Regions from separate parts of the Mus musculus genome. Here regions 2, 3 and 4 are each linked to region 1. Evidence: chromatin loops called from intact Hi-C (ENCODE). Cell type or tissue: left cerebral cortex. All regions are shown on one strand. Each heading gives the region's core, and the rest is flanking DNA. Links, peaks and the distances in the headings are about the cores only. Region 1 holds the start of Clmp (CXADR-like membrane protein). Region 2 has its middle 30 kb from the start of Gm39319. Region 3 overlaps Clmp (CXADR-like membrane protein). Region 4 overlaps Clmp (CXADR-like membrane protein).

Region 1 (6,037 bases), core at 621-5,620:
GTCACTCCAGGCTGTCTCCAGAAGCTCTACTTTGGATTTAGGTCAGTGGCAAACCCCTACCCGAGGAAGATGCATCTGCTCCCTAGTGGCCCAGGACATTGGACTTGTGGAGAGTGAGTGTTAATCTCAGCGTGACCTAAGGACCTGGGTTAGTGATTAACAATCTGGGATCCAGGGAGTCTTGATAGCCTCAGCTTGGGTGATATGGACCTAGGCACACGTCAGCTGCACTTACACACGTCTGTCTTCAGGCACACATCTCTCCAGCCAGAGCAGCAATAGTGAGAAAGATAGCAGTGTGGTAGAAGCCATGCTTTAGAACCGTACAGAATCAAACCACACCTCTCCTAAGAAGGGACGACGAGGGGAAGCCAAGGAGAGGGCATCCTGAGGCTTTTGTCCTGTTGTTCCTACTTTTTGGTGTGTCTGAAAAGATGTCAAGCATTTTTTTTTAAGCTGTGGATTAGAAATATCAAAAGAGTATCTTTCCTTTAGTCTCCTTCCTACTCCCTCAGCCTTTACGAAGAATTCATTTTTCAACATAGTTGTGGATATACCCTATTAGATAAGTGATTACAAATGGAAAATTTGCCTATGGTGCCACACACACACACCTTTATTCTTAGCACTCTGGAGGCAGATGCAGGAGGCTCTCTATGAACTTAAGGCCAGCCTAAACTACATTGTGAGTTCCAGGCAAAATAGGGCTATCCTGTCAGACTCTTCCTCAAACACCCCCCCACACACACACACACCACAAACACACACATACAATCACACACATGCATATACATACACAATCACTCCTACACATAACACATACACATATATACACATACTCTCTCACACACACATATATACACACATACACACACTCACATACACACAGGCACACATACACACATATACACACATGCACACATATATATGTACATATATACATACACAAACACACATATACACATACTCACACACACATATATACATACATATACACACAAACACACACACTTATACACACATACACATAAACACACACTCACACATACAAATACAACATATACACACACAAAAATACACTCATACACACACAAACATACATCTCAACATGTACTCACACATTCACATGCAGAACACACACACACACGTATATACACTCATGCACCTACACAACACCTACACACACAAACATACATGCTCACATACATACATGCACATACACATATAGAACATATACACACACAAACACACAAGCATACACACACACACATTTACTCCAGAACGAAAGAAAGCTTTTAAATATTTTATAATATAAATATAGTGTTTTTAAATGCTTGGTTTTTAGAAAGATATTTTAATATTTCTGAGCTGGAGCAGGACATTTCACCCTCCTAAGAGATAGTTTCCTTCCCTCTAAAACAGAATAAGAATGCCCATGCATGGAGTCTGGGTTGGATTCTCAGGACAGAATGTGGGGAAGGAAAAGAATATGGGGGAGGGGAAGGGTTGGAGCTAATATGCTAAAACCCCAACAACTCAGGCTTTTGACAACACTTTGGTGCGATGTAAGAGGTGCAGTCTCTCCTAGACTCTGCTTTTCTCGCCTGTGAAATGGGACTGACTTTCAGTACAACTGGGAAGGCCTATGCCAGTCCTAAGGGGCTAAGAGAGCCAGAAAGGAGCTGGAGGGGGGCAGCCTGCCAGCCTCTGAGGGGACTGTTAATTGCTCATATGAGTTATGATTAGGCTCTGGCCCCAGCCCCCAGTCTAGGTGGTGGGACTAAAGGTGAGTGGCAGCAGCCCCAGCCAGTCCTCCAGGGACATCCATAGGCTGGGACTACAAAGGACTGATCTTTTCTGCAGTGCCAGGAAAGGTGCCAGGACGAGCTCCGAGCCCTTGAGCCCTGAGCAGCCCCTGCTGCTCTTCTCTTCTCTGGTCCTTCCTCACAGGAGGTTAAGCACCAAGGGCGACTGGCTCCAGGCTCTCCTCTGGGGGCCCACCAGTCTCTTGCCCTCTGCCCACCTCCAATGCAGTGTTCGTGGGACAGAAAAAGGAGATTTATTCAATCTCATCAGCCTCGTTGAGAAGAGGGAGAGAGATACAGTGGCCCGCTGCCCCAATCCATCTTCTGTGTTCTGGACTAAGGCTTAAGTAGAACCCAAGTTCATATCTAACAGATTCCCAATCAGGAAGTGGTCTGCCCATCACCTGCTTCTGTCTCTCTAGTAAGTTGGTCTGACAAATTGTAAATTCTTTTCAAGGAAAAAGTTTTCTCTCTGGCTGACCCAGGCATTAGACTCTTCCTTCTCCCAACATGAGATTGGGGGCGGGGGGGGGGGGAGTCCAGCTTATTGGGATTCATTATTTTAATAGTCTGATGGACAGGCTGAAGGATGCAAGTGTCTAGCGCTAACTTCTTTATCCCTGCAAGGCTGGTTACACTTAGCTCGGGCTGTCATGGAACTCACTAAATAGCCCAGGGTGGATGTGAACTCCTGACTATCCTCCCGCCTCAGCTTAAGGCATCACTGTTTCCTTGAACTCTGGATTCCCACTTCTCTAGGAGAGTGGCAGGCTCAGCTCTATGCGGATTTAACAGCACTTGACTATGAATAGCAAATGCAAAGGCCACATGTGAGCCGCAAAGGGTCCAAACAAGGAAGCCTGAAGAACTGTTTTAATAACCCAGTACTGCACAAACTATTTATATGGTGCCCCTAGTGATTTCATACCGACCTAACCAGACCTGGAAGGAGAAGAGAAATAAGAGGCTGGGGGAAACAAGAAGAGAGAGGAAGAAAGGAGGAGACAAGAGCAAGAAAGGGAACAAGATCTGGTGTAGTGATGCGCTCAGCACTAGGTATATCTATGTGAGTTCGAGACCAGCCTAGTCTACATAGACTTCCAGACCAACAAAGAGCTACAGAGTGCGACCCTGTCTACCACCACCCCAGTCATCCTCGGGAGGGGGAGGAGAGAGAGAGAGAGAGAGAGAGAGAGAGAGAGAGAGAGAGAGAGAGAGAGAGGCATAAAGCATTGTGAGAGACAAAAATATACAAAAGAGCAGAGAGATTAGAGAGATCAAGGAGAAAAAAGACAGAATTGAAAAGGCCGCATCCACCGGTTCTTGGCCCAAGTGCTGCGGATTCTCTCCTGCACCGCATCAGTTGGCACCGAGCGCCCCCCTCGATCACCCCGGGCCGCGGCCCTCCCTCCCGGGTGGGAGGTAAAGCAGCCCCAGCAGCTAACCCCAAACGCAGAGAGGGAGGGCGGGAGCGAAGAGAAGGGAGGGCGAGGGGAGGGATGGAGGGAGGGGCTGCGGTAGGAGGCAGCCGTGTGGTTCCAGCTCATTTTTTTTCCTCTTTCTCCAGTCGGTTTTCTTTCCAAACAGGGAAAAGTGTTCCACGAAGCGGTAGCTCCTTGCCGCCTCGCCTTCTCCTCCCTAACCCTGGGCCCGGCCCCCGTCCCGGCGCGAGCTGGTGGAGCCAGGGCTAGAAGCCCTCGGTGCCCCCGGAGCGCAGCGCGCAGGGGACCCGGGCGCGGGGCCAGCGCCCGCACATGGCTGCAGCCCCCCGCGCGCACCCCGAGGCGCCGCGCCCTGCTCACAGAAGGTCCGTCGGCTGGGCTCGGTCGCCCTGCAGCCAGGCTGCGCTGAGCCGGGAAGTGCCCGTGTCCGGAGATCGGGATGTCCCTCTTCTTCCTCTGGCTAGGTGAGTGCCTTGGGGAGGGCGGGAGTTTGGATGGCCCTGGGGAAACGCCACCCTGCGTTTGGGTGGAGACCCGCCCTCAGCACCGTGGTCCCCGCAGTCCCGGAGTGCGGCAACCACTCGGTCTCTGCCTCCGCGCCACCGAGGGGCGCATCTGGCAGCCGAGGACCGCCCAGTCGGCCATCGAAATGTCTCACACATCTGGGCCCTCCAGCCAGCTACGGGGTGGGGGCGTTTCCTGGTGGAGTTTGGCGGAGAACCGTTTCGTGGAGAGGGTACTTTTCAAGCGCGTGGTTTGGTTTCAGGAGTACCAGGGGAAAGTGGAGAGCTGGGGAGGGAAGGTTCATCCAGGGTTTTCTGTGCCAGGTTTTGAGGGTGGGGGGAGCTTTTTGTTTCAAACAGGCGCCTCTGAGCGCTCAGATTAGAAACAGATGTGTTGAAGGGGAAGAGGGAGGGAGAGGGAGGAGAGAAGGAAGAAGAGAAGGGTATAGAGGGAAACAGGGCAGGGTGAAAGAAGCACCAAAAAGCCAGGTGACCCCAGAAGATGCAGGCTGAACGCGACCCAGGGAAGGAGAGAAAGAAAGAGCCAGAGAAGCAGAGAGAACGGAGGACAGGAATGTGAAGACAAGCCTGAGAGAAGGGAGCCTGGAGTCCTTGAAACCAATGCAGCAAAGGAGGCAACAGAGGGAAAAGCATATTCTGCCCCTCCTGAACCTGGCTCCGGGGCAGAAAGAGCCCTTCTGGGTGGTCCTCATTTAGGACCAGGCGGGTCTCCTGAGGCTGGGATGGGGGTGTGGAGGGGTGCCCTAAGACACAGGCTGGCTGACATTCCTGGGCTGGACCTGGCAGCTTTGTGGGCCAGGGCACAGAAGGGGTACATGGAAAGAGCTGGAGGAGGTTTGTGAACCTGTGAGGGACCAGGCCCTTGGAAGGCAGCAAGACAACTGAACAAAGTCCAAGTGTGTGTGTGAAGAAGCAGGGCTCTTGTCCACCTGGAGTCAAACCCCAAAGTTAGCAGGCATTCAGAGTAGGGTAGGCGTGGTTGCCCCCTGAGGCTGGCAGAGAAGTAACCAGCGGATCCCGAACTGACTGGCCAGGTGACTCTGGGCAGCTCCCTATGTAGAGCTTTGTTTGCTTAGCTCCCCCCCCCCCAAAAATGAGACCGTTTTTCGGGCATTTCCAGGCCTGAGAGCCAGTATCTCCATGAATTAGATGGAGGCTGGAACCCAGAAAAACCAGCAGAGGTGAAGGAGAATTGAAAAGCCACTTGGCATAGTGACTACAGCTTGTAGACAGTCGCTGAAAACTTACACATTGGTTGGCATGCCCGTGTGCCGCCCCCAGGCTGATAGCTGCTAAGGCATAGAAAGAGAGAGAGAGAGCTACAGCCCAAGGAGAGAAGGGGAGGGGCTCTTTTCCAAGCTCTTTGAGATATTGGCCAATTGTTGCAGCACAACTGGCATAGCTAGATGGCACCTTTGTCAGCCTCCCAGAGGCACCTCTAAGCTACCAATACTCAGATGTGTAGTAGAATCAAACTCAGAACTACCTTATTGGAGCCAACTAGCCTCTGAGTCCTTTTTATACTGAGTACTTTCATGTGAATGAGTTCATTAACGCCTCTGCTCTTCGAGTCAGCCCTACTGGATACCCGGTAGGCCTAAACTCATATTGCACATGAAGAAAGCAAGGTGTACAGAAGTCAGGTAACTTCAACAAAGCCACAAGCTCACGATGAACAGATGTGGGATTTGAAGGTAGACTGCACATGGTGTGCCATGAAAAATGAACAGTGACTTTAGTTCAAGTGGTTGGAGTCAGCTGGTAGGTAGGCCTGGATGTGACCCTTGATGGCAGCCATTCTCTCAGTTTATGAGAAAGGGTCTGACTGAGGCAGAGATCAGAGGACATACTTATTCACTGTTTCTTCTTTATTTGCTTTTTAATTCCACTTTTAGATGTACTTACTTTCCATGTGTGAGTGTTTTGCCTGCTTGTGTATATGTGTACCGTGCATGTGCCTGAAGCTCCTGGAGGCTAAGGAGGGCATCAGATCCTCCAAAAAATGGAGTTATGAATGGTTTGTAGTTTGGAGGTATGGATGTGTGCAAGGAACCGAGCCCAGTCCTCTGCAAAGAGCAACAAGTGAGCTATCTCTCCAGCCCTTGTTTCTTCTTCATTAAGTGCTTGCTAGGTGTAATCACTTCCTTGATAAGGAAAGTAAGCAGCTGGATTAATTCCCCACATGCTTGCTTTCTTGGGCACTCTCACAACTAAAGACTGGGAGGAGAGAAAGAATGACTGGCCGTGAATTCACATCACTGAACCT
Region 2 (6,037 bases), core at 446-5,445, 49 kb before region 1:
AGGAATAAAACCCATTACTTTGTATAGTCTATGCTGATGAGTACAAATGATGACTTGGGCTGGTTTTGACCAAGTTTCTCTTTTCATGATACAGCTTCCACCACACATGGTAAATCTCTGGTGTTCCAGACAGTTGGGGTTCTAACTTGAAACCTCTAAGAAGGAGACCAATTTCTAGGCCAGGAAGGAGGTCTCTAAGCTGGGTAGTTTTATATCAATTTCACACAAGATGGAGTCATTTGAGAGGAAAGAACCTCAGTTGATAAAATGCTTCCTCTAGCTTGTCCTATGGGAAGCCTATGGGGTGGTTTGTTTTTGGTTTTGTTTTTTAGGGCCCAACTTACTATGGGGAATGCCACCCCCAGGTCCTGGGTTCTATAAGAAAGCAGACTGAGTAAGCCACAAGAGAAAGCCAGTAAGCAACATTCCTCCATGGCCTCCCCAGCAGCTCCTGCCTCCAGGTTTCTGCCTTGAGTTCCTGTCCTGACTTTCCTGGATGATGGATTACAAGGCACAACGTAAAGCAGAAATGGTGCACACATCTTTAATCCCAGGACTTTGGAGGCAGAAGCAGGCAGATCTCCGTGAGTTTGAGGCCAGCCTGGTCTACAGAGTTCTGGGACAGCCAGCATATAGACGTCCTGTCCTGCCCCACCCCTCCCACAGACTTTATTCTTCAGATTGCTTTTGGCCATGGTGTTTATCATAGCAGTAGAAACTTTAAGAAGATAGACCCTGACCTGGCAGCAGGGTTGCAGGAGGAACTGCTGATACCACAGTCTTACCAGATTCCATTCATGCTGAGACCCACTACGTGAAAGACGCCCTGTCGATTTTCGGGATGTTAAAAGCAATAGACACAGTCACACAGTGAAGGGAGACGAGACTCACAGAGCTGAGTCAGGGCATTCATGAGGCAGCTTCTAATTTTTTTCCTGATTAGAAAAACCCACAAGAACCATTCTGCCACAGAAGCAGATGTTTCATGCTGCCATTTAAAAGTCTGTCTGAAGTCATACAAACATCGTTTTTAACAGTTCCAAAAATGTTTCAGCAACACCAAATTTGTCTGTAAGAACTCCCTCCCACAAAGCCCTCTTCAATATCTCTGATGCATGGGAATTTGACAACCCAGCCCATCTCCTTCCTAGATGAATAGCAGTGGAGGTCAGGGGTGAATGGGGGCTTCTCTGTCCAGGGAGCAGGAATCAGAGCCACAAGGCATCACTTCACTTCGTGAATCACCAACTCCAGCGTCTCACAGCAACTGGCCATTTCCACAACTTAGCCCACTCCAGCTCCATCAGCCCAAACCCATTCCTTCAACAGTTCTGGAAGTCAAAAGGCAGTGAAGGGAAAATCTCTTGTGACTCCTAACATCCAAGTACTAGCCAGGGCAGAACATGTTTAGCTTCTAGGATTGGCGCATTCAGGCTGGTAGGGCTTGAAGATCCACTTACATGGGCATGCATATTTGGAACTTGTATCCTTTGGTATCTGAAGAAAATTGTTTGTTTGTTTGTTTGTTGTGGTTTTGGTTTGGTTTGGTTTTGGTTTTTTGAGGCAGAGTCTCTCTCTAGAGTCCTTGCTGACCTGGAACAGATATGTAGACCAAGCTGGCCTTGAACTCAGAAATCCACCTCTCGAGTGATGGGATTAAAGGAACTTTCCACCATGCTTGGCCTTAGGGCCCAAAAAGAAAACTTTTGTTCTTTTCCTGCTCTACAGGAAAACAGTAGATTCAACCCCAACGAGGCACAGTCCACAGATCTATGAAAAATAAGGTGAACCGGCTTAAAGGGGAAAAAAGAGGAAGGACAAATCGAGGCTGAAGTTACTTTGAGTTGTAAATGTGAGCTCTGTTCTCTGGATTCATCTGGTTTCCCTGGGGGGCGCTGGGGTCCGGCCCTGCAGCTGAGGAGTGCTTCAGAGAGCACAAGGTGAAGTCATAGAGTCTCACTTACCACAGTCAGTGAGGCTCAGGTGTTATAGTTCCTGCACGGGAGTAGTGTGAACGTGAGTGTGCTGACTTGAGAAACAGAGCCCGTCTTAAGAGTCAAGGTGAGCTTTTCAATTTGGTTGGCTTTGGTCATTCACATCATAGATAGATGTTGGATATGACTGACAAATTCTCTATGAGTTTCAATAAACATAATTCTTTTGTCAGAACAAGAAGTGGAAAGACTTCGAGGCCAGCCTGGTCTACAGAGTGAGTTCCAGGACAGCCAGGGCTCCACAGAGAAACCCTGACTTGAAAAAACAAAACAAAACAAAACAAAACAAACAAACAAACAAAAAAACAATCTTTCACCGCAAAGAATGTTCCAGAATGCACTGTTGGAGCTATGACTCTGCAGTTCCATGTATGTCCACCAGGTGGTGTCAGAATCGCTTGCCACCCTGCTGGGTCCACTCTACAGGCTGTGGGTGATAGAAAAAATTTAGCAGAAGGCAAAGATGAAGTCCTTATTCCCAGGATGCTCACACTCAAAAACTTACCTGCTCACCTCTAGAAGGTACACCAGGAGGAAAAGCAAGCAACAATTTCTGCATATATTATGACTTCTGGAACCCACAGTAGCTTGTTATAAGTCATTCCTAGTGTTCACTAGACAACAGGGTAGTTAGTGTGTGCCTATAATCCCAGGACAGGAGGCACAGGATCCCATGCAGCTGGAAGCCCGCTTGAACTATCCTGGACTCTGTATCAAAAAAAAAAAAAAAAAGTGTGGAATGGGAGGGGGTGCGAAATCAAAATTTGAAAATCTTCACTGAAGAAACAAAGAAGTTAACGATGGAGCCAGACTATGACCCCAGGACAAATATGCTGAGGGATCTGAACTGGGACTTTTTTTTTTCTTGCCCCAGACCTGAAACTTCCACACATAACTGCTTCCCGGAGCACATCTGGAACATTCCAGAATGTTTCCTTGCCCCCAGCTGCTTGTATTAATGAGACCTCGTGCCGTTCTCATCCCCTGACCAGCCTTCAGGAACAAAAGCACACTGCCCTTCATTTCTCCCCAGAAGCCATGTACAGCTGAAGTAGCACTCCTCTACCCCCACCCTTTGTTTTGTTTTGTTTTGTTTTGTTTTTTTTGGTAATAATATGAAACCTTAATCCTTTTTATCTCCTTTGTTTCTTCCGGCAGTAATGGACATATGGTTGATAATATGTAACATTTAGTGTTGCAAATACTGTTAGAATCATCAACAGGGGCAAGATGGCTATTGCCATATGGCTTCCAACTTAGAAGCCCTTTGCCCAGGGTGTGGGGAAGCTGACCCATCTTTAAATACATGGGTGTGTGCTCATGTGCATGTATGCATGTGTGTTGTGTGTGTTTAGATTTCTTTATGAGTGTGGGTGTTTTACCTACATGTCCATATGTGTATCATGTGCTTGCCTAGCAATGCCCATGTTGGTCCTAGTAGGACATCAGACTCTCTGGAAATGGAGTCACAAAGGTTGTGAGCTGCCACGTTGGTGCTGGAAATACTACTAGGGTCTTCCAGAAGAGCATCAAATGCTTTTAACCACTGAGCCACCTCTCCAGTCTCCAGAGGCCTTGCCCCCACATTGGTTCATGATCATAAAAGCTAGCAGGCAGCTGTCAGAGGAGTTATGGATACAGCAGCAGCTGGCAGCACATGTATCCAAACCTGTGGGTGGGTGGGTAGCTGTCGCATCGTTTTTTTCAGATGAGGCTAACGGAATTTAAGCAGCTAATTGCTCCAAGGCCTCAGGAATGGAGAATGAAAAGCATCTACAGAGAATCCCAAGAAGGTAGCCAGTCTCTGGTGCTGCCTTCCAGAGACTGCATCTCTCACCTGCAACCTGAGACAACCATCAGAAGCAAAGTCAAAATAGGACTGGGGGGCGTGGCTCAGCTGGTAAAGCTCCTTTACAGAGGCATAAAGACTAAGCTTGGTCCCCAGCACTTAAAAAACTAGGCACGGTGACCTGCCCCTCTCATCTCAGTACTGGGGAGTCATGGCCAGGTAAACCCCTGGAGCTTACGAGCCACCCAGCCTGAATGAGCCCCTGGTCCCAGTGAGAGAGCTGTTTCATAAAACAGGATGGGTGGTTCTCAATGAGCAGAACCAGAGGTTAACCTCGGGCCTCTGTGTGAATGTACACACATGCACACACGTGCTCTCACAGACACACACACACATACACACACACAAACTAAAAAAAAAATAAAAATAAAAATAAAAAAACCCACTGAAATACTCCCTGCTTGGAGAATTGTCCCAAGCTCCTCAGGACTCAGGCTTCTATAGATGACAGATGGTCACACCTTGTCACTCTTTCCCAAGAGAACCAGAGACACAAAACCAGTGCTGTTTTTAAAAGCATAATAAGAAGGTTTTATTTAAAAAAAAAAAGTGAAAGGTTGTCAAAAAGCAGAACAAAGCTGGTCCCTGAGACAGATCAGAAACCCCTCCCCCTCCCAGAAGCCATCCCCTCCGTCTTTTCACCCTCCCCATAATTAAATCATCTTCCTCCCTGCTGTTGTCGGAGCGGCAGCCTGGTCACGTGACTGTCACTTTACAGTCCGCGGATGACACTGCTTTTGATTCTCACTCCAAGGCATAGTGACAGCTCATTTAGAATCAATCAAACATTTATTAGCAGAGGGGGAGCCAGGGGCACGGTCTCCAGTGCTGCTCTCTCCAGTTCTGTGCCACAGGCAAGGACAGAATCAAAAACTGCCTCTCGGCGGGGATCGGGAGGCAGGTGGGGGAGGGGAAATCTCCGCCTAGTCTAAGTGCCGCAGAGGGTCAAGGCCTGCGGGACCCCGCTGCCCCCGGGCTATGGATTTCATTCCCACCAATCTGATACCCTTCAATTCCCTAGAGGCTTAGAGACAATGAAAGTGAAAGATTTCATCCCAGGGAGGACTGGAGAGCCACCACAGCAGATGAGCTGTAATCATAGGTCTTAGGCCGCTGGGGCTGCTGTAGGGAGACCTTTAGACTCAAGTGACACAGCTTTATTTCTTCTAGTGGGGGGATGGGTGGCATAGGAGACTGAGTGTCAGTGGCTCCAGGGTCTGGTGAGGACTCATTCCTTAGCGATCTCTTTGTATCTTCATCAGGCATAGAGAGGGTTCACACTGTACACACACCCACAATCTCACCAGCTAAGACCACCTAAGGACACCCACTTCCTAATGCCATCACTTTGGGAGTGAGAGTTTAAACATAGGGACTTGATGGGTACTTGAACACACAAACCACAGGAACTGGAAAAAATACATTTAGAACTCATGCTTGGCCAGGCGGTGGTGGCGCTTGCCTTTGATCCCAGCACTTGGGAGGCAGAGGCAGGCAGATTTCTGAGTTCGAGACCAGCCTGGTCTACAAAGTGAGTTCAAGGACAGCCAGGGCTATACAGAGAAACCCTGTCTCAAAAAATTAATTAATTAATTAATTAATTTGAAAAAAATCAAATAATAGAACTCATTATTGAAGCCCGACTACTGAAGAAACAGGGTTATTTGACCCAAGTTACTTCCAGGCAGAAGTGCTTTAAAGCCCAGAGCATAGTATGTAAACTATAAAGAATGGAAGAGAACTGGGGGAGGGCTTTCCACAGTGAACTTTGCTCGGTGGAACTAGGAAATGCTGGAGATTGACATTGGATGTTTTCCTCAGTTGTTTCCTGTCTTCTTTGGTTGGTTGGTTGGTTTTGTTTTTGATATAAAGTCCTTCACTGATTCTCCAGCTGGCCTCTCCTCAGGGATCCACCCAACCCTGGAATTACAGATTCACACCACTGCACCAAGGTCCTGGAGCTTACACAGTAGGCCTGCAACTGACTACACTCTCCCCTCGCCACGTGTGACCTCATCTTCACGGCATAGGAAGTCTCGTGACAAGTCCCACAGCACCCTTCTGGTATGCATAGATAATCTCAAGCTCTGTGACATAGTTGAGAAAGTGAATGAGTGAAGAATAAATTGTTCAATGGACCCAATAATATCATGAGCACACTTGGGCCAAAACTAACGCTCAGTTTTCTCCCTCC
Region 3 (6,037 bases), core at 396-5,395, 52 kb after region 1:
CTGAGCTGTTGCAGGGAGCCCCCATCGCAGTCAGCCACCTGACTGTGAGGACAAACTACCCTTGTTCTCTCTCCAGCCCACGATGTTTCTAAGTTCTGGTGTTTTATGGGTTAAATATGAAGGCACTAGAAATTTCTGATCTTTTCATTTAATGTGATAATTTGTCAGAAGATAGCCCTATTATAAGTCAAGAAGCATCTCTTTTCTATGGGGACAATGCTTTGTGCTTCAAACAAGAGCTATTATAGTTAATCTTTTTTCCCATTGGATATTTTCTTTATTTACATTTCCAATGTTATCCCCTTTCCTGATTCCCCCTCTGAAAAACACCCTACCCATACATACCCCCTGCTCCCTCCCCCTGCTCACCAACCTACCCACTCCCGCTTTCTGGCACAGGCATTCCCCCACACTGGGGCATAGAACCTTCACAGGACCAAGGGCCTCTCCTCCCATTGATGTCTGACTAGGCCATCCTCTGCTGCATATGCAGCTGGAGCCATGAGTCCCACCATGTGTGCTCTTTGGTTGGTGGTTTAGTCCCTGGGAGCTCTGGAGATACTGGCTAGTTCACATTTATTATAGTTAATCTGATGACAGCCATACTAATGCTCATTCGCACATATTACAATAAGCTTAGGTCAGTGAAGGATCTTAGTAAATGGCAGGGAGGACTTCAGTTTGACTCCAGTCAGCTCAGGTGACCACTGGTGTTACACTGGGTTTTCTAATTGTTTTGATTTCTTTTTAATGTTTATGTGTGTGTACATGTATTCATGTGTGTGTTGAGACATGCTGTCATGTAGTCCAGGGTAACCTTGAACTCACTATGTAGGGAAAAGTGACCTTGGCTTCCTGATCATCTCAATGGTACCTTCTAAGGGCTAGGGTTATAGTGTATCCCACCATGCCCTGCTGCTCCTAACCTCACACACATAAAATTAAAAACCAAGAAGGATTCAAAACTACCTGTAAGACTCAAAATACTCTTTCCCATATTTTTTTTGAACCATTGTGGCTTCTGGGAAATATTTCTCTATATATAATTCACAGGGGAAAGTTAACTTTCTATACCTTTTACCTTGGAGGTGAAGTTCTTCCAGAGAAGGAAATGATCACTCCAACAGTACTCTGGAGGAATGCAGATTTTTGACATTCATCTGGGAAAGGAAAACAAATCTTTCCCCCCACTGCTTACCCTGTGTACCCTGACAATGTTTAGAAACAGCTTCCACTGAGGTCTTAGACTAGTCCCCTTCCCTTTTCAACAGCTCCTTCCTTGATCTAGACTCCTTGTTCCAGAATGCTCGTCCTACACCATCTGCCTTATGCAGGAAATAGAAATGGTGCAGCTAGCTTGGGGTGTTATCAAGGTGCTATTCTCCCCAACACTTAAGAGATGTCAGCCCACATAACAAAACAAGCAGAAGAGACTTTTATTCTCCCTCTTGACTTGTCAATACCATTTTCCTCTCTGTCTCTGTCCTCCCCACCACCTCCTCTCTATGTCTATGTCTCTCTGTTTCTGTCTACACACACACACACACACACACACACACACACACACACACACACACACACACACACACACGTCATATTTGTACAGGTGTCCACACGTGTCTATGGAGGCTTGGAGGTCTTGGGTGCTATTCCTCAAGTGCCAGTATGGATTTTTGTTTGTTTGAGGTAGAGTCTCCCACTGGACTGGAACTCACCAGTTAGGCTGACTGGCCAGTGAATGCCAGGGATTCACCTGTTTTACACTCCCAGCCCTTATGGGTTTACAGTAGATACCACCACTTCCTGCTATTTCACATGCGTTTGGAGGCGGAAACTCAGGTCCTGTGCTTAACAAGGCAAGGGCTTTACCAGCTGAGTGATTTTCTCCAGCCTCCATTTTTCTCTTTAATTCACACCACTTGGATGAATAAGAATTTTGCTTCTGATTTTGTCAAACCCTGACCAGAGAGCAGGGCAGAACTCTGGAGTCTTGGTTTCCAGGGGGCCACTTCTCAGGGAGTTAGAAAAGTCTCTGGTGCAGTAAAGATGTTGGAAACTGGTCCTGGTCCACAAGAAGATGGATCATCTCAAAGCCTTGTGGGACATTTACGTCCACCTGGAATCTCCCGCTCAGAGCCCAGAGACTCTTGTTCCAGAGAGAGGGAGAGAGAGAGAGAGGGGTGGGGGGAGGGAAGGGAAGGGAAGGGAAGGGAAGGGAAGGGAAGGGAAGGGAAGGGAAGGGAAGGGAAGGGAAGGGAAGGGAAGGGAAGGGAAGGGAAGGGAAGGGAAGGGAAGGGAAGGGAAGGGAAGGGAAGGGAAGGGAAGGGAAGGGAAGGGAAGGGAAGGGAAGGGAAGGGAAGGGAAGGGAAGGGAAGGGAAGGGAAGGGAAGGGAAGGGAAGGGAAGGGAAGGGAAGGGAAGGGAAGGGAAGGGAAGGGAAGGGAAGGGAAGGGAAGGGAAGGGAAGGGAAGGGAAGGGAAAAGAGAGAGCCATGAAGTGAAGTTCTTGTAGTCTCTCGGCTCCACCCCTCGTCCCACCTCCTCTTCTCTCTAATGGTTAGTCTTTTGCACCATCTACATTCCTAGGAAGGGAGAATTACTCTCAGTCTGCTTTTGAATGTTCTTTTCTCAGAGTGGGCAGGCTTCCCTGTGGCTTAGCGGTTTCGAATGCTAAACCCAGCAGGAGATGAAATTCAGTCCTTGGCGCTGTAAGTTATATTTATTCCTCTAGTATTTCGGGGCTGGAACTTCCAAGAAAGAAAAAGGAGTGTTCAGTTAAAAGGAAGAGGTAGGAGGATTCAATGGGAAAGTAGTGTCTTCTAAAAGCAAAGACAGCATTGACAGGAAGAAACCTGGGTTCAAGCCCCAGCTTGAACCTTACCATTAGGTTCCGCTATCTAGTTGATAAGGTAACCTGACTGGATAACAAGTAATATTGAGCAGCTAGGGATCTGATCTCCAAATAGCAGATCTTGTATTCAAATGCAGGTTATACCATCCAGCTACATGTACTTAGCCATTGACTCCTCTAAGCCTTAGTATTATCATCTGTAAAATGGGAATAAAGTTTACCTATCTCATAGGGTTGTTGTAAGGATTAAATAATATCCCTGGCAGTTTTAACAGGTGCTTCATAAAGCTAGCCATCAGCATGGACATTACATGAGCAAAAGCAATCTTGCTGTTTCTGTACACCTTAAGATTTGGTGTTTTTAAAAGGTCAAATCTTTATGATTTAGTTTCATATGGACAATTATTAAATTTATTTTTTTTCTTTTCTCTTTTTACTGCCTATTTTATTGCTTGTTTGTTTGTTTTTAAATCCGACCCCTTTCTTGGTTTATTGGTAATTTCTTAAATGATGTTATCTGCATGCCTGTGCTGGTACGTGTTCCTGAGTGCAGGGCGGGGCCCTTGAAGTTCAGAAGAGGGTGTTGGATCTCATGGAGTTAGAGTTCCAGGTGATTTTGAGTCACTCAGTGTGGGTGCTGGGAACCAAACTGGGGTCCTCTGCAGAAGAGGTTAAGGTGGCTCTTAACCTTTGAGCCTCACTCGGACCCCTTAAAAGTTTGTAAACATGATGCACATGTGTTGCATTTGTTAGATGCTTTTTCTTTCTTTCTTTTATTAAAAATAAGACAAGGCTGCCAGGAACTCGCTATGTAACCCATGCTGGTCTCAAACTCACTGAAATTAGTCATCTACTTCCCAAGTGCTGAGATTAAAAATGTGTGCCACCGCGCCTGGCTGTTAAACACTTTCTTGGTTTCTGGGGAGTTGTAGCTTTTCTTCTTTCGTCTACAAATGTAGGGGATTACAGTGATCAGGTTTTATTGTTTTCTTTTGGGAATTGGATGCAGCAAGTTTATGAAGCTCACGTGACCCGAGCATCGTCATCAGTGTTGGTTGCATGAACAGATCATATTGTTTTTTCTTTGTTCCTATGTGCCTGAGGGACATTGGTCTTTTTCCTATGTCTGGTATCTTTGGCTTTAGGCTTAGAATGACAGTGACTGAAATGTGTTGAGAAAGGCTCACAGTCTTCTAGTTTCTTAAAGACCACAGAATGCGTTTCTTGGGCTAGAGAGGTTGGCTCACTGGTTAAAAGCACTTGCTGCACTTCCAGAGGATCCAGGTTCGATTTCCCGCACCCACATGGCAGCTAGCAACATCTCTAATTCCAGTTCCAGGGGATCCAGTACCCTTTTCTGACCTCAGTAAGCCTTGTATGCACTATACACACACATACACAAGCAATATAGCCCCACACATAAAATAATAAAGTAAAAATAAGTTAAAAGAAAATAGAATTGGCTTCTCTGCTACTGGCAATTTGAGCTCTATGTCTAAAGGTTGAAGAGAACACCTGTCCATTACTTCTCTCTCCCCTATGTGGTGAGGCTTACTCATCACGGTGGAAAAGCAATGATTATTCTCAAAGTGGGACAGTGTAAAGATCTCATACAAGAAGGGTGTGTCTGTCCAGCATGTATAACCAACATGTGTCAAGCCCTGATTTTGATCCTCAGCATGGGAAAAAAAATCACTGTATTCAGAGATAGAATTATATATTCATAACTTCCTACATCTTTCCCATAGAAAATTTGTCACATTTTCATAGCTAGTATTTGATTATACTTAATCTATCCTATTGAGTATAATTAAATACTTGTAATTAAGTATTTTTTCTTTTATTCCTAGGTGTCTTCTTCAATTATAAGCTTTATAAGAGAAGAGACTAGATCTGTTTTCTTTGCTATTCATAACCTACCTCAAGAATAGAAAGTTGATATTTAATTAATTCATGAAGTGATAAGTGAATAAAATAACTAATGCTTTTAAATTTAAATGAACTCTCCCAGCCATTCGCATGTCCCTCTGAAAATTAATCAGGTCAGCTTATATTCATGGGATGCCTGTTGATGCAAATGTTGTGTGGGGTGCACGTGAGAAACGCCCCTGCCTGGGGAGCTTACTGTCTGACTTGGAGAAAGAAAATGGGAAATGGGTTTAGAAGATGGAGGGTGGAGAAAGGAGGAGCAGGAGTTCAAAGCCAGCCTGAGCCTGTCTCAACAGAAAAGGGAAGAGAAGGGGAAAGTGGAGGGGCAGTGTATCTACAGAGTATTATAGAGAAATGCGAGAAGAAGAAATCATGGTTTTTCTGGAAAAGGCTTAATCAGAAGAGACTTTCCAGCTCAGGAAGGTGAGATAAAGCCAGGGTTGGTAGCACACAAATTTAACCCTGGTACTTGGAAGACAGAAGCAGGTGGATTACTGTGAGTTCTATCCAGGCCTCTGTAGAGATAACCTGTCTTTTTAAAAAATTTAAAAAGGAGAAAGAAATGAAGATGAGGAGGAGGATGAACAGGAAGACGAGGAGGAAGAGGTGGTGGTGATGGGGTATAACAGCAGCATGGCTGTAGATAGAACTATGTCTTTGTGACGCCCAACCTGGCCCAGGACCAAGTAGCTGAGAACAAAGTCTCAGGAGCCTCCCTTGGGCCCTGCACACAGTTGTGTGGCCACCAGAGGTTGTTAAGTTGGACACTGCTTTGCCAGCTTCTCCACCAAAGTGTTTACTTTATTTTTTATATATGTGTATAGATATTCTACCTGCATCTTTATCTGTGTATCATTTGTGTACTTGGTGCTGCCAAGAGTCCGATCTCCTAAAATCGGAGTTACAGGCAGTTCTGAAATACCATATAGGTGCTGGGAATCAAACCCAGGTCCTCTGGAAGAGCAGCCAGTGCTCTTAATCACTGAGCATCTCTCCAGCCCCCATTCCCACTTGGAGGCAGGGTTTTACAGTATAGTTCTAGCTGGCCTGGACTTTGCTATGCAATCTAGTGGCCTGGAACACACAGAGACCCACCTGCTTCTGACTCCCAAATGCTGGGCTTAAAGGCACCCATCACTGCTCCTGACTCCAAGTGTTTCTTTAAGGCAAAGGAGTACACTTCTCCTTTCAGGATTCAGGACATAGTTCTGGACAATATGGCAAAGGCATGAGTCTTTTCCTTCTTTCTTTGTGTGCTT
Region 4 (6,037 bases), core at 304-5,303, 65 kb after region 1:
TGAGTAAAGACAGCAGACAGCAGACAGCATGATGCAGTCCTTTGAGTCACTTGGGTGTGGGTCACAGGAGTGACTGGAAGAAGGAAAGTTCCAGAACCCACTTCCCTTACAAATCCTCCTCTGCTGAGACGGTCTGAAAAAAAAAAAAAGAAAGAAAGTGACTGAGGAAGGAGAAGGGGTGAAGTTCAAAGCAGTCACCTTCCGTTTTACCAGCTTTGATAAGAAGGTAAAATAAGAAAGATAGACAGACACTCAGACACTCAATCGAAGCTTTCATATGGATGTGGATTTCAGCCATTGACATCCCTTCAGTCCCTCATTGTCATGGGTCCCTAACTATATCCACTGTCACTCCCAGTAAGTGTTTTTTTTTGAATTCCCGCTTCTGTTCAGATCTCCTCCGACAGTAATAAAAGATTTAGATATGAAAGTGCCTTAACATTTGGAATGAGACCGAGGCTGTAAATAGATATGCTGAGGAAATAAGCCAGGGTAAGATCTGGATCTCTGTAAGTGTCATTCATAGTCAAAGGCAAAGCCTCCCTGGTCTGTGGGTTGACATAGGCATGCACACAGAGGACAGGGATGTGCATGTATGTGTTCCTGCATATGTGAGCCGGAATACACACACATACACACACACACACACACACACAGGATGAAGGAAAATCTCAAGCGTTGCTGTGTTTCTGAGTGGCCTGGTCTTTATGGGCAGGGTGATACCCTTCCTTTGGTCGTTATTTTTTGAGAAATGAGGATAAAACCTCTAGTGTGTGGTGCCACACACTAGAAACCCCAGCCCTTGAAAGGCTAAGGCAGAAAGAATGCCTGAGTGCGAGGCCAAACAAACAACAAAAAAGCTAATTCCTAGATAGCCGGCCAGCTTCCAGTCTGCAGTGGCGAAGCATGCGTGCCAGTCATCTTCCTCCTCCCCACTGCCACACTCTGACAACATGTCAGGATGAAGGGTCTCATGTGCCTGTGCTACGGTCGGCTTGGTGACTTAGGTATACCAAGCGGTCTGACTGTTAATCACAGCTTACAGCATGCCATCCCTTGTCATTTACAGCTGCTAGAATGTCAACCAATTCAAAGGCCAAAGTAGACCCAACCCTGTTTTTGATGTTCCCCCTCTGAGTTCTTAGAGAACTACCGGCCCTCAAATATGGTCATTGCACAGTGTGTGTGATTTGGTGTCTGTGTGTTTCTCTGTCAGGCTGTGGTCTTTTCATAGACAAAAGGGAATCCTCCACCCTTGACAGTGCCTAACACAACAAGAGTGCCACTTCGATTTGTGAACAATGATGTGCTCCTGTCACTCCGCTTTGGATGGCAGCTATGTTGTCAGAGTCCTTGCTGCTTTGTGGCACTCACAGAAACAGGGGATTTGGTATTTGTCTAAGGAAATGTGGTATCGGTCGGTATCCCCGAGTGTGTGATATACAATAATAAAAAGGTGGTGTTCCACACCACTGTCACGATCTCAGGACTGTCTCCCTGTGATTCATATTCTCAGCTATAATCAGAGTATGTCTGACACGTCTTGGCAGACTACCTTGATTCATGGCCTGAATCCATGACAGTGACTTAGATGACCTTCCACACGCCTGCTCTTGTTTAAGGTTCTAGAATCCAAATAACCATCATCTTCCATGATTTTATAGATAGGGTAGATTCTTGGCCTAGAACAGAATCTAAACTTCAAGGCTGAAAGTGCCTGGGGCCTTTAACTGACCTCTCAGCATCAGGGCAGATTTCTGTTGTGCTTTGTTCTTTGGCTTTTAATTATATTTAATGTGTGTGTGTGTGTGTGTGTGTGTGTGTGTGTGTGTGTGTGCTTGGGAAGATCAGAAGAGTTCTCTTGAAGCTGAAGTTATAGGTGCTGGTGAGCACCTGATGTGGATGCTGGGACCCAAATGTTGATTGTCATAACTGAGCAGCAACTGTTCTTAACTGATAAGCCAGTTCTCCAGCCAATGCTTTGGTCTTTTGTTGGTTGGTTGGTTGGTTGGTTAGTTGGTTGGTTTGGTTTGGTTGGAAAAGTTTACCTTTACTCTAAGCAATCCTCTTACCCCTACCTTCCAAATGTAGGCACTACATGCATGTGGCTCTGGCACAAGTTGTGGGTTTTATTGTTGTTGTTTGTTTGGTGTTGAGACACAGGGTTTCTCTGTGTAGCCCTTACTGTCCTGGGACTCACTCTGTAGACCAGGCTGTCCTTGAACTCACAGAGATCTGTCTCTGCCTCTGTGTCCCCAATGCAGGGATTGGCTTGTGCCACTGCCATCCATCTGGCTTGGGACAGGTTTTAGTCTTTTCCCTTTTTGTTTTTATGTCACATCTACTGAGTAACTTGTTTTGTTTTGTTTTTTTCTTATAATATATTCTGCAATTAAAATAAATATTTTTGGTCTTAGACAAACAAAGCAAACATCTGTTTTAGTTACAGAGAGTGAAATATTAATCTTGAGATGTTAAAATTCATTAAAACCAGGGGCTGGGGATATAGCTCAGTCTACGAGCACTGGCTGCTCGCTCGTACGGAGGACATAGCTTTGGTTCCCAGCACCCACACTGTGACTTGCAAATGCCTTAACTCTAGTTCCAGGGGACCCAGCACCCTCTTCTACGGCCTCCAAGTGAGCATGTGATAGATACATGTGATACATACTTACAGACAAAACACACAAAAACACAATTTCTTTTTTTATTTTAAAGTTATTAAAACACTGCTAATTCCCATTTCCTGGATAAATTTCCTCTGAAAGCCCTGCTATTTCCTAAGGTTTTCATTTGTTGCATGGGCCCTTGGGAATTAAGTGTGTGCAGTTTTAACACAAGACACCACATGCAGCAAAGTGCTGATCAAGCCTAAGCCCAGGAGAGTCTATAATTCTTTGTCAGTTATGAGCTTTGTTAGGAGAAACCAAGGTTGGCTATTTGTTAATTCTCCCTGAGTGAATTCTGCCCCCTTGTGGATTAAAACATCTACAGAGCAGAAAGGAGCACTGTAACCCTATAGATAAGTTCCTTTCCAGTCTTTCCAAGAACACTGGGAAAGTGAAGGACACAAGGAAACAAAACTAGACCCTTAGTGTAAACCGTAAGAGCTCAGAATGGTGACGAAACACACCAGCATGCAAGAGTACGTGTTTTTCTGTACTTTATACTCTTCATGGCATAAATTTGCTGAGTATATATTCTTCATAATGGCAAATGCTTTGAACATTCAGTTTAATGTTAACGTAGGAGGCTCCCCTTTGCAGCCTCTGACTAACCCTAGGTGGATGAGAACTTTCCTGAATTCCGCAGCTCGTTCTGCTGTCAGGCAGCACTGCTAACAAGTCTATCAACATATTACCTGCAGACTCTGGGTGTAGCTCAGTGGCACAGTGCTTGCTCAGCATGTGCCAGGCCCTGGGTTCGTTCCCCAGCACTGCAAAACAAAAGCCCCGCAACACCGACAAATGAGCCCCAGATATTGTTAATGTCTCTTAAAAGGGAACCACATGATTCATTCCGTTATCTGTGATACATACGGGAAGATGCTGGAGATCTCCCAATGTATCATTTTATGGTTGAATCACTTAGGCCATAGGGCTATAATCCTGCCCCAAAGAACAATCCCCAACTGGCCAATGAGGTGACTGGTTTTTTTGGTTTTTTTTTTTTTTTTAATCTAAAGAAGCCCTTTTTCCCATATGAAGAATTCACAAATATAAATGGCACATCAAGTTTTTATTTTAAAAGATCATGATGGGGCCGAAGAGATGGCTCAGTGGATAAAGTGCTTGCCATTCAAATGTGAGGATCTGAGTTCAGTCCCTAGCAGTCATGAAAAACACAAACCAACAAAGCTGGGTACAATGGCATACACACTCTTGTAATTCCAGGGCTGGAGAGGTAGAAACAGGCAGGTACCTCAGGGTTATTAAACTGCCAATCTAGCCTACTGGGTGAGTTCCGGGCCAGTGAGAGACACTGGGGGAAAAAGAAAAAGGGTTGATTTTCCACTTCCACATCCACTCAAACCCATGAATACCACAGGTACACATACCCCTCCCCCTTGCACACATAGACATAGAAAATCATGTTGAGTATGGTTAAAAAAAAAATTGGTACCCATAGGTACTGGTCCAGAGGAGGTGCCGGTGAAATGTAGCATCGGATAATGTGCCATTGAACTTATAAGGTTCATTTAGCTGCTTTGCTCGTGGACATCCATGAACCCTGACGCCGCAATAAGTTTGGAGGCTAAGAACTCACAAGAGTCTCATTTAACTCTGGTCATGGGCTGGCAGCACCGTAAAGTGGGGGGCGGGGATGTTCACTCAGCTGAGGTTGCAGGCTTTTCACCAAAGTCACTCATCTCTCTCTCTCTGATCTGGAGCCAGGATGTAAGGTGAGCTACAGACAGGTCAGCAAGTCACACACTGATTGACACAAAAGCCATGAGGAGCCCTTCAGACACATCCGGTGCTGCCCCCTGCCTTCCCACACAAGAAGTCCTGTTCATTGTCATTTTGTAAATGTTTTCCCCTCTGGGTTGAAGGATTATGCATGCTGTCCAAGGGACCTACAACTGAGGTCTAGCCTCAGCCATCTTTTCACTCTTTATTTTGACATGGAATTTCACTGAATTGCCCAGTAACTTGCTGGTCTTGTGGTCACACTATTAGTCCAAGCAAACCTTGACAGTGTGAGCTTCCTACTTCAGCTCCCCTTGTCACTGGGATTACAGGCCTGGGCCTCCAAGCCTGGCTCTTTTGCCATCTTTTAAATATTTGGGAAGACAGATGTTAGACTGCCCTGTAGTATTCTGTCCTGCTGACTTTCACCTATAATTGTGCTAACTGTACTTTAGACATGACTCTCCAACTTCATCACTTCCTGCTTACAATCCTCTGACAGCAAATTTCTATTGTTTTTTCCATCAAAGCCTCATCCAGCTTTTAATGCCTAGCACTGCACATAGCTGTGCTTAATGTAACGGCTTGGCTCCTATAAAATGCAGTGGGCTGTCACTCCTGTGTCTGCAACATCATACTGCCAGGAGTGCAGCCTTGCGCTTAAATTCACAGTCATATCAACCAGTGGTCCATTAAACTCTTATTTGATTCCAGGTTCCGACCCTGTACTTGTGTCTGGATGTAACTCCCAACATATCTCTATCAAAGTTCTCTTTCTGTTTGGCTCAGACTCCCAGCTGGCAAGACAATTATGTATCTACCTCCAGAGTGCCCAATGAGATTAACTTGTCTACCTAGCTTGGTGCATACATAGTTAATAGAAATGATCTGTTTCCCACTGTACTGGGGTGCGGGGAGGGTGACCAGACGGGAGCTATCTCCATGGTGCTTCCTATAAACCACATGGCTTCAGTTTTTGCTAAACAGAACGGATAGCATCAGTTCACTCTGTAGTCACTGGCCTCACTTGGGACGAGGCTTTGGAAGGAGCTGAGTTAGTTAACTGTTAAAGTAATTGAAGGTAGCCAGGCGTGGTGGCGCATGCCTTTAATCCCAGCACTCAGGAGGCAGAGGCAGGCAGATTTCTGAGTTCAAGGCCAGCCTGGTCTACAAAGTGAGTTCCAGGACAGCCAGAGCTATACAGAGAAATCCTGTCTCGAAAAACCAAAAAAAAAAAAAAAATTGAAGGTATCATTAACCATCAGCTGTCTGAGGGCCATAGGGGACATGAGGCCCACGTCTTTGTATTCCTAGTGCCATCTGCACTTGGTAAGTAAAGAGAACACTGGAAGTTCTTAATGTGGGCAGCCACATTAAATCACATAATAGCCAGCCTGTCACAGAGCGGGGAAAGGGTGAGTCCTCATCCCTTCTTTCTTTCCTCCCTTTTTGAGACATACATTCACTGTGTAGCCTTAATTGACCTGGAATTCATTGTATAGGCAAGGCTACCTTCAAACTCAGAGATCCACCTGTCTCTGCCTCCAATGCTGGGATTAAAGGTGGCCACTGCCACACCTGACATGAGCTTTGGCTTTGATCAGCCTTTGTTTCATCTGAAAACTTAA

What was found. Peaks named below come from ENCODE experiments on the same cell type or tissue, not always from the same donor. Only the 100,000 strongest peaks of a DNase experiment are listed, where the experiment ranks them.
Region 2: it touches region 1 in a loop (2.9-fold over the local background); 8 of 42 quality-filtered maps call a loop at or near these places.
Region 3: a loop joins it to region 1, with 2.2 times the contacts of the local background. A loop is called at or near these places in 3 of 42 quality-filtered maps.
Region 4: a loop joins it to region 1, with 2.8 times the contacts of the local background. A loop is called at or near these places in 4 of 42 quality-filtered maps.

The regions. Positions count from the first base shown.
Region 1 is chr9:40,682,649-40,688,685 of GRCm38, forward strand. Clmp (CXADR-like membrane protein) reads left to right here and starts at 3,371. Exons shown (of 7, transcript NM_133733.5): 1 at 3,371-3,711. The coding sequence starts at 3,687. In left cerebral cortex, for the core only: no CTCF peak of the experiment used is centred there; DNase peaks (open chromatin) are centred at 3,346, 3,952 and 5,065; H3K4me3 peaks cover 2,027 bases; H3K27ac peaks cover 1,638 bases.
Region 2 is chr9:40,633,859-40,639,895 of GRCm38, forward strand. No RefSeq gene overlaps it. Among named protein-coding and RNA genes, the nearest start is that of Gm39319, 30 kb to the right of the region's middle. In left cerebral cortex, for the core only: a CTCF peak has its summit at 2,374 (motif pointing right); DNase peaks (open chromatin) are centred at 963, 2,379 and 4,735; H3K4me3 peaks cover 819 bases; H3K27ac peaks cover 634 bases.
Region 3 is chr9:40,734,668-40,740,704 of GRCm38, forward strand. The region is part of intron 1 of Clmp (CXADR-like membrane protein); the gene reads left to right. Among named protein-coding and RNA genes, the nearest start is that of Clmp, 52 kb to the left of the region's middle. In left cerebral cortex, for the core only: no CTCF peak of the experiment used is centred there; a DNase peak (open chromatin) is centred at 2,643.
Region 4 is chr9:40,747,470-40,753,506 of GRCm38, forward strand. The region is part of intron 1 of Clmp (CXADR-like membrane protein); the gene reads left to right. Among named protein-coding and RNA genes, the nearest start is that of Hspa8, 51 kb to the right of the region's middle. In left cerebral cortex, for the core only: CTCF peaks have their summits at 2,107, 2,980 (motif pointing left) and 4,481; a DNase peak (open chromatin) is centred at 2,969.